Linked DNA regions of Homo sapiens: region 2 is linked to region 1. Evidence: chromatin loops called from intact Hi-C (ENCODE). Cell type or tissue: gastrocnemius medialis. All regions are shown on one strand.

Region 1 (5,000 bases):
AAAATTTTAAAATAGCACCAGGAATATGTTTAGAAACTAATATTTTTCTTAGGATATATTCTATTCTTTGACTTCTGTGGTATCAGAAGGCTGGTGAATTCATTTATCCTCATTATCACAGCTTTTCCATAAATAATTCAGGTCAATACATCCTCCCTTTATGGATCCTCTCTTTATGGATATAGTAAAATTTACATGGTCAGTTACTGGAGATGACTTTTCAGAATTTTGGGCAAATTTGATAAATGTTATGTTGTAATTTTTCATTTATTCGTTTTCTAAGTATACACTGAATTTCTTAAGGGCTGGACTTTGCTTTTTATTTCTATATGCTTAATGCTTAGTATGGCATCTGGCACCTGGTATACATCCAGCAAAATAGATTCATTTAAAAATACATGTTTATCACTAGCTGTGTGAAAAGTCAGATAGGTCTTTTCTGAATGATTTGCTTTCTCTACTTTGGATGGTCTAGTAGCTTTTAAATTTGTTTCTCTGGACATGCTGAATGTGAAGCCAGGAGTCTGTGCTTTCATAAAATGTCTTTTTGTCTTGAAAGTTTATATTACACAGCTGCAGTCAACATTGTTTTGTAACAAGAAGCGTATCTTCTTATTTAAGTTCCTCGTTGCTCCCCAGGAGCATTCTGTGACTTAACCATCAGCTCTGTAATTATAGAGTAAGGAAGCACATCTTTAAAATTCAGAACTTGCTCTTCAGCGATCTGTTGGGGCATCTTCAGGTATTTGTATGGTGAGATTTATTGACAGAATCCCCTTCTACCTTCATAGACAGACTGAAGGCCTGGCCAAGGTTATATAGCCCATGTACTATGTCAGGGACACTAGTGACCAAAGGCTGACAAACCTGAAAGAGTCCCCTGAAGACATGTGCTTTTAGCCAAAATCTAATCCAAGCTAATTTTCACCATGTCCCTGCCTGCTGTTGGTGATATCTAAGCCTAGGAAACTTCAAAACTGTCATTGTTGGAGTAATGATGTGATATCTAATACAGTTCAGATCATTTAGTTATTGAACTCTTAATCAGACCTTCCTGTTTTTGAAAGAAAGAGAACAAAATTAACCCTTTGGACCCTGTGAACTGGGCTACCAGATGAAATTTAATTTAGTGACATCATTTATTCCACACAAGAATGTGTGTGCGAACATAACGAAGGAAAGAGCATATTATTATATTAAAACCATAATAATCTAAGAGGCTGGAAGAGCACACAGGTTTTGTTGTTTTTACCCAACCCTCTCTGTGCTGCCTCTTACTTACAATAAATAAGCTTGCTATGTCTCCTCAAAGCAGCTGCCTAGTACTGTTAAGTTTCTACAGAGTTCTAAATAAAGGAATTTCTCATTCTTCTCAGTTTTCACTTTCACCTGTTAAATTTCATCTTCAATGAAAGGGAAAATGGTGCTTGCTAAAGAAATGGTCTAATCCTTTGACTTCTTCATTTTTTTAGCCTGGGGCCATTTTGAAGTTAGGCAAGTGAGAGTGGTGATGGAGACTAGAGGACACAGAGGCAGGAAGAGCTAAACATTTCCAGTCCTATTGGATTTTAATCATCAGGTGGGTAGATATTAACCCCTGGAGAAAACTAAATGACTGAGTATTTCCAAATGTATATTTTATATATATATATATATATATAAGTATATATATATATAAATATATATACTTATATATATATATACTTATATATATAAGTATTTCTATTTCCAAATATATATATACATATATATATATGTATATATATGAAGAATCAGTGAAGAGAGAGAGGTAATTCATGGTGTTAATGTTTGATTACAAAAATTTTCAACACATGGTTTATATCTGCTCAAATTTTGTACACCCTTCCCATATCATTTGTGGAGGTATGAAAGGACTATGGCTACTCTCGCACCAGATTGATACGTACAATTTAGATAATCATGACAAATTACCTTCTTATTTGCATCTGTTGCTGTTGCTTGTGATTTCTGATAGCCAAAGGAATTGGGTAAGTTAAAATATATGATACTCTTTTGTATTAGAAATGAGGGGAAAGGTAAAGAATAAAAGAAGCTTGCATGGTGGCCAGTCTCTGGAGAAACTTTACTTTCTCTTCTACTTTCCAGAGACGTCAGTGTCTTGTATGTTTGCCTCACGTTCACAGCTGTGCACAGTAGAAATTTGTGAACAAGAGCATGTCTACATCTTCTCTGGAGATTTGGGGTTTCCTTGGAATACCAATGGTGTCAGGGGAATAGGTAATACTGACACAGATTTCTGGGCTGGTTTCTATTAACAGACACAAACAATTAGGTAGGTGTCACAATCTACGTGGTTAAAATATTGTCTCAGATAATGTTGCTGCCCAAAAGAGAGGATGGTAAGTTAGTGAATGCCTTTCTCTGCACACATTCTACAGGCTGTCAGACAGCCAAAGTGGGCAGGGAGGCACATTCAGTCCTCTGTGGTTTGCAGAAAACAGCTGTGATGTCATTGCCTAGTAAATGAGAATGTTACTTGTGAATGAGTCAAGGATTGACACATCACTCAGCGCAACCACGTAAAAGCTGTGCTCTCTAAAGACTCATAGATTCCAGGCACAATTTCTTTCTTTGCTGTAAATCAGTCACTATGTGAAACTATGTTAATTCCTCCTGGCCCCTGGAGTAAGCCGGCAGTGCTAACAGAGTATCAGTAGAGCTTCACAGATTACCTATTTTATATTGTGTGAGTGTTTTTTAAGGGAGGATTTGGTTATTTCTCTATGTAATAGACAATCAGGGCTTCTCAGTTGTCTTCCACTTATTCTTTATACTTTAGTTTTCAATTATTCTTTTATTGATTCAACATTTACAGAAAATCTACTCTTGTCAGACCACTGTGCTAGTCATAGGATATAGAAGATGAATATTATACAAATAGAACTCACTATTTGCCCTTTCCGAATTCACAACCACACACACCTGCTTCTTCTGTATCAAGGATGCTTAAATTATATTATGTGGATGGCCAAATCCTGAAGTATCAGGTAAGATTGTGCATATGTGTGTGTCTGTATATATAGAGAAGACCCATATCTTTCATTACATTTGCAATGAAATGAATAAATCTTTTATAATTATTATAATTATAATTTTTATATAATTTTTATATTAGGAATAAATCTTTTATAATTATTGCTCCTGGTACTTTGAATAGATACGGGAATGTGTTTAATTATGGTAAAACTGGCAGATTTTAGACGTAGATTATACCTGGGAACCAAAAGTTGACAAACTTTAGAGCCGAGGGAATAAAACAAACAGTTGTGCAAGAGTTTCTAACTTCTGCAGAGCAGACAGAATCTTGTTAGCACATTTCATCGGGCATCTGGGGCTTTGTACAAGTGATTGCTCAACACATTGCACACTTAAATGCTGCAAAACAAAAGAATTTGATTCGCCGTCAGCTGCTGGTTAACTTTAAAAAAACATAAAACAAATCTGGCTATTTTTGTTCATTGTACAACCTTACTTCGACTTTTTATAAACTAGGATATTCTCTGTAGTATGAGAAAGTATTTTGCTACATTTTACCATTTTAGGGATATTTATAGATGTAATTTCTTTGTGCTACTTAAAATATCATGTGTTTTAAATTTTGCAGTATAAACAATCAATGTAATTTAGAAAGACAGTTACCACATTTCTGAGTTGGGTACTGCTATTACAAAGAATAATTGTTTTTGACTTGGTAGTACAAAGAGCTCACAACTCATAAAATATCCTAAATTTTACTTAGCACTTTTATTGACATTATTAAGTGTCATGACTAACATATTAGATTTGCACTATCCCCATTTTAAAGATATAAAAACTGATACTAAGAAAAACTCTGTCTTAATTGCAATCTACCTTGTTTGAAATTTTTAGATGTGTGTGAATATAAGGTAAACAAAGCAGATATGCAGAAAGTCCTCTTGTTTGTGAAGTCTAAATTTAACATTTGCTCAGTATTTTATCTGCTGTTTTAAAGACAGATAGCTTTAGTGCATGCAAAAATCATGAGTTTTCAAAAGCTGTATGAACACAATTTTTGACTAATGAGCAGTCATTGTTCATTGTTAAGGACATTCACCTTTTCATGGCTTTGTTCTGTTAGATGAAAGTGTTTCTAGATTTGGCATTTATCTAACATAGCATCATAGGGTGAATGGAAATGCTGACAGTACTTTATAGGAAATGAACTGCTACCAACTATGGCTTGCCAGGCCCTCTAGTAGGTAATTTACATACATGAACACAAACTTGTAAAAACAGGTTTTTGTGGTAGAAAATATTCCAGATGAGGAAACACATTCAGAAGGTTGTACAACTTATCTAAAGTTACTCAGTCCATGAGATATCCACCTGGGCTTCCAATTTAAGTCTTTTTGATTTGAAAACTCATCACATTACCCATGGCATGCTTCTGTGGGCAAGTTTGAACAAGATGCTGAAAAAGTGCAGTTAACTGCTGTGACTCTCAAATTAGTTATCTGCCTGTTGGGTCACATGTTCTCTTGAAGGCCAGTGATAGAAAGGCAGTGCCAGCTGAAACTGATAGGATCTGACAAAGGTGAGGCCCGTTGCTGGCATTTGTTTGCCCATTTGTTCCCAAACAGTCAATTTAATGGCTGCACAAGCATTATCCAAGTGCAAAGAACTATTTAGGGTCACTCAAAATGAATAGCACTATTAGTTCTCACTGGAGATAAATAGAATAAAGTTGGCAAGTATCTCTGCTGCTATTCTTTTCCTAAGTCATCAACCCAAAGTCATCAAAGTCTCATTGAATTTTCCCACTACCTTCTAAGAAGGTTGCTGTTTGCAGAAGGTAGTGACACAGTAGCATCTCTTGAATGACTTTGAATAATTTTCTGAGATTTGGTAGAGTCAATAATTCCACCTTTGAGTATCTCAGTATGCCCTTTAGATAATTTCATTTTTGTGCATGTAGGCATGTTTATGTGTGTGTGATT
Region 2 (5,000 bases), 170 kb before region 1:
GGATTTTGCTTTCACTCTAGACTGCCCAAAATCCAGTGTCCACACATCACCTTCAAAGATCTTTTAAAATCTCAAAGAGATTCTTTCACTTCTCATTCAAAATCCTCCAACTCAAATTCTTTACACTGGCCAATAAATCTCACATCAGATTTAATTTTATTTTCTATTTTTGTCCCCATTACACATTCTGTTCTGGTCATCTGAGCTTTCTTGGGTTCCTTAAACATGCCAGGCTTATTTTCTTCTCAGGCTCTTTGCAATTCCTGTTTCCTCTGCCTGAAGTTTCTCTTCCAGATTTTGAAGGATTTTATCCAGAGTCCTTCCCTGAGCATCTGACCTAAAATGGTCCTTGAGTCCCGGCTGTGTCGCCACAATCTCTCAACTTGATTAATTTTCCTTTAGAGCATCTATTAGTGTCTAAAGTTACATCATTTATTTTTTGTTTTTAACTTGCTTTTGTTTTTTGTTTTCTCAGTCTTTCCAAGTAAAGGTAAGTTCCCTGAAAGCGAAGTTTACTGTTGTATCCTCAGCATCTGAAATAAGACTAGCATATAGTAGATGCTTCATAGTGACTTTAAAAAATCTTATTAATTCACCATACCATCTAAATTTCTTTGAAAATCTCTTTGTCATGTTTAACTTTTGATGCATAAGGACATCAGGTCTTCCTTATGGAATCAGAAAATGCCTGCTGTGTTGGCTAACTCCAGTGCACTACTGTTTGTTCTCACAGTGTTGTTCAGTAGCCATGTTTGTGTAGTTGCTGATTCTTTATAACTCCTGCGGTTTTTTTCTCCCTAAGGAGTCCTAGATATGCCAATACATCACAAGGATACACCACAAGGGAAACTGACCACTTGGATGTGCTTTGGAATGGGCTTTTGGGGCAAAATTGAAAAAAGCAAACAAACAAACAAACAAAACAAACAAACGAAAACCAACCTGGGTTCTTTTGTAATTCACTTTCCTGAAACACGGATGTGTCAGTGTAGGGACTGCGGATGGAAGCAATTAGGGTGAGAATGGAGGTGAGCTGGTGAAAGAGCCAGCCAGGGTGAGAGTTGGCTCCAGTACATTGAAGAAAGCAGAACTGAGAGTCAGGGGCACAGACTGATATAACACCTCAAGGCAGAGCAGAGAGGCCCAGTGCTGGAAGGTGGGGGGCCTACTGATGGTGACTGGCAAGATGAGGGAGGTGATCACAGAGCTGGACCGTGGAGATAAACATCAACCTGCAGGAGAGAGGGGATAATGTTAAAGGAGAGGCTAATTTCTGCTTAGGGAGTCCTCAGCTCCTCCTTTCTGGGGTACTAACCGCACTCTTTATTCAACTTAATTATTTAGGAATTTGTTAAATGCCCATACATGCCAGGCTCTGTGCTAGCTACTGGAGATAGGAAGCGAAAAAGGAAGCCCCCATTCCCATTTTATGCCTTCGAAGTGCTTTTTACACAAGAAATCTTTTTAAAATCAGATAAATTTGCATTAATTTCAGGGAAAATAATGATGATGGAAATTAGTTGAGGTTGAGGGGAAAAGAAGATGGAACAGAAGTAGAAGACTTGAAGAGGTAAGGTACGTCCCTTAAAATATATATATTTTTAGTATTTATCAAAGGTTTCATCAGTGTAACAAGCATTTCACTGTCAGTAGGGGATTTTTTTCTTTTTTCTCCTTGCTCATATCAGCATAGGAGATTGGAGGATGGAATAAGAAATATTAAGTCAGTTACATAGGTATGTTATTTCTCAGAGTGTCAAAAAATTTTATATTGGGGATTCCAACGTAGGCAAACATTTATAAATGCTGTTCTTATCTTCTGTGCTCTTCTTTTTTTCCCTAGGACTCCTTGGAGAAGTTCACATGACATTCTGTTTGACGTAAAATCAGCATGTGTCCCAAGTAAATCAACAACAGCTGTTTTAAATAGCAGATTGTATTTCAAAATATCATTATGAACCAGGGGAAGAATTGCATGGATGCCTGTGTCTCCAGATTACAGTGATGGAACCTAGCATCTGGACATTGTGGCCATGGGCAGACAGATCTCAGAGTTGGCTGGAAGATGGTTATCTATTTAATGAAACAGTGATCTTTAGGGGGAAATTTTTTTCATGATTCATGGGTTAAAAATGCCAGCAAAAAAGAATGAAAGGAAAAAAGGCTCGGTTACATTCAGAGGTGTCATGCTTCTGTTGGCTAAAGCTTCTACTCAGAATCCTGTGCATTTCTCTGAATGGGGTAGCAAAGCAGTTTAATACTAGTCTGTTCACTTCAAAAGTACTCACACCAATAAACTAAGTAAGATTCAGTACCCATCCCCACAAGAGTTCTTAGATAACATGATGGACTAACTGTATTACACTGTGTCACTAAGAAAGTGTAGATTCTGTGACCTACAGGTTGTTCCAGGCACAGGATGGACCTGGCTGCACTTTTCAGTCTCTCTTGTTGTCCCCCACTGGTTAAAATTCCTTCGGCAATGCCAGCAGCACTTCTCCCTGCTCTGATTTTAGGCCTCAGAGGAGAATTTAGGCATTTCCCCTTCACCTTCTAACAAATGCTTCTTTGAACAACCTGCTTCCATGATGCTACCAAGTGAGCCTTTCCTGTTGGCACAACCCCACTGAGTTGCAGGGCAACAGCTTCATCCTGTGGTGGCACATGCAAATTTCAGAATCTCCATAGCCGGACCAGTGTGCCTGACCCAGGTGGGCACCCATTTCCTGGAGAGTCTCCTGTCTTATTTGCAGGCTTGCTGAAGGGTCCATCATTACATTGCATGACTGAAAGTGCAACTGTCATGACTCCTGGCTCTCTGCAGGCCTTGTCCATTGTGCACAATATTATGAGTCCTGTGGTCAGCCTTAGTACCTCAGGGAACTGCTGGACTTGATCTCATGCTCTAGATTCACTATGGCCTCACCATGTTGTCTTTAGATTGACAACTCTAGCAGGCTAGCCTGCTCACATATCCAGTCTCTAGGCCCAGGTGCTACCTTCTGTACCTATACTTCTAGCCTGCAGAGCAACCCCTCCATAAGGCTCTAATGCCCAGCCAGAGATAGTACTGTGGGCCCCCTTCTGCTTTGGGACAGGAGTTTGAACGTATCTCCACTGGTCACATACCTCCCAAAAAAGTTACTGAAAAACTTCTGTTTCTATCACTTATATCTGAGGTTGTCAAAGTTTTGCCTATTGTAAGTGAAAATGTGAATCCAGAAAGTTCATGGGTCCAGCTTGTGCTTTCCCACTGTCTGGTGTCTTCTTTGAAATACTTGCTCGCTCCAGGCCACTCTTGCCACAGTGAAAATTCATCTGAAAAACAAACAAACAAAAAAAGCCCACCTATTTATTTTAGAATATTTACTGTAAAAATAGAAAGCTTTCAAATGACAATGCCTCTGAAATGCTTTCCAGATAGGTCCAAATTATACTTACCCTTTAAAGCACAGCTCAAATGCCAGAAGTAATCAATAACTTCCCCTTTTGAATTCTCATAGCATTTTATCTGAAACACTCTTAAGACGCTTATACTTTTTCCCCTGGATTATTGTTACTGACACATAACCACCTTCCAAGAAAACTCTGTATAGTATAGGCTATTGTATTCCTCTATCTCCCACAATGCCTGTGCATGGAAGACTCTTAATATATGTTTGCTGATACAAAATACAGAACTCCTTGAAGGGGTTATGGTACTCTGCAAAATAATGACAACAAACACATTGAAAATGGCCACATTTCTGGCCAGTAGCTCCTGGTTGCTGCATATATCTATGGACAAGGGTAGTAGGGTCTTTTTAACTCTTTCTAGATTGTCCTCCCCGGGCAGCTGGAAGCCTGACTCCAAGAGTGAAGTTGCTAACGAGACAAATGGAAAGTGATTGTAACCATTCACCCAAACCATGATGGCATCTAATTAACAAGCATGGTTTTGACCACCATGTGAGAATATGAGTTCACACATGTGGTGCTAACCTTGCCAGGCAGACCTTTTGAAGGAAAATGGAATCTCACTGAATGGCAAAAATGTTCATTCTACAGAGAAAAGCATCCTGATTGTTTTAATCTAGCACAGGCAGGGAGCTCTTTCAGCAGGGAGATCTAGACTTCACTCTTGAACGTGAACAACAAAAGCCTCTTGAGCTTTCAAAGTACAATTCTGTCTTCTGCTCTTGCCTTCTAACTAACGCTGAAGGTCAGAGAAAGGAAATGGTATATATGATGTAAAAAACAATGGATACCAAAGTTGCTACTTTTCTCTCCAAGGTTAATTCTGTTTAGAATCTTCTTCACAGTGGACCTTTGAGACAACACAAAATAAAACCAAGGGAAATAGTGTGCAAATTGCTCTCTCTCCAGGAGAAATTTTGACAAACCCTTTATGGAACACTCTACTGAGCAAAGCATTCTTGTTCTCTTCCTCTTGTTGTTAATGGGGTTACATTCTTTTGACCTCAGAAGCAGCCAGCTTACCCCACCTTATATCGAAATCCTAAAGATATTTTTCAGTGCCTATCAAAACCAATAAATTTGGAAAGCACATTGTTCATGCTTTCTGATTTGCAGTTTTACTGTGTAATATTGAAAAGCCAGGGAGTATGTGAAGCTGAATCCTGAAAACTGGGCCTCATAAGGCATTTTTGGTGTGGCATGTAGGTTTTCCCTTCATCAGTCCGCTGGATGGTGCTTCTATACACACAATTGTCATCACTATTCAATATTCATTTAAGTGTCAACAATAACCAAAGTACAAATTATAAGCTTAAATAACATTTCTGGCCACAGTGAAATGCATGGTGAATACAGAGCAAAATGATTAATAAAGAAATGCAGCGTTTAGAAGATGAGGGAAGCAACAGGGTTCACTCTATTTCTCTTTTCCTAGAACAGCCTGGCAGAAACCATCTTTCTTCTTTTCTTGTGGATCTCCTCCATTCTCCACCTCACAAGTCCAGCCCTTCTTCTGCTCTTACACCAGATATGCTTGCAGACTT

Evidence for each region. Hi-C counts contacts between places; a loop is a spot of excess contacts. Peaks named below come from ENCODE experiments on the same cell type or tissue, not always from the same donor. Only the 100,000 strongest peaks of a DNase experiment are listed, where the experiment ranks them.
Region 2: it touches region 1 in a loop (4-fold over the local background); 2 of 110 quality-filtered maps call a loop at or near these places.

The regions. Positions count from the first base shown.
Region 1 is chr5:110,084,661-110,089,660 of GRCh38, forward strand. No RefSeq gene overlaps it. Among named protein-coding and RNA genes, the nearest start is that of LINC01848, 200 kb to the left of the region's middle. In gastrocnemius medialis, no CTCF peak of the experiment used is centred here; DNase peaks (open chromatin) are centred at 2,167, 2,481 and 3,361; H3K27ac peaks cover 508 bases; H3K27me3 peaks cover 629 bases.
Region 2 is chr5:109,909,954-109,914,953 of GRCh38, forward strand. It overlaps LOC105379119 (a long non-coding RNA gene), which reads left to right. Exons shown (of 3, transcript XR_948667.3): 2 at 1,496-1,570; 3 at 1,844-2,318. Among named protein-coding and RNA genes, the nearest start is that of LINC01848, 29 kb to the left of the region's middle. In gastrocnemius medialis, no CTCF peak of the experiment used is centred here; no DNase peak of the experiment used is centred here.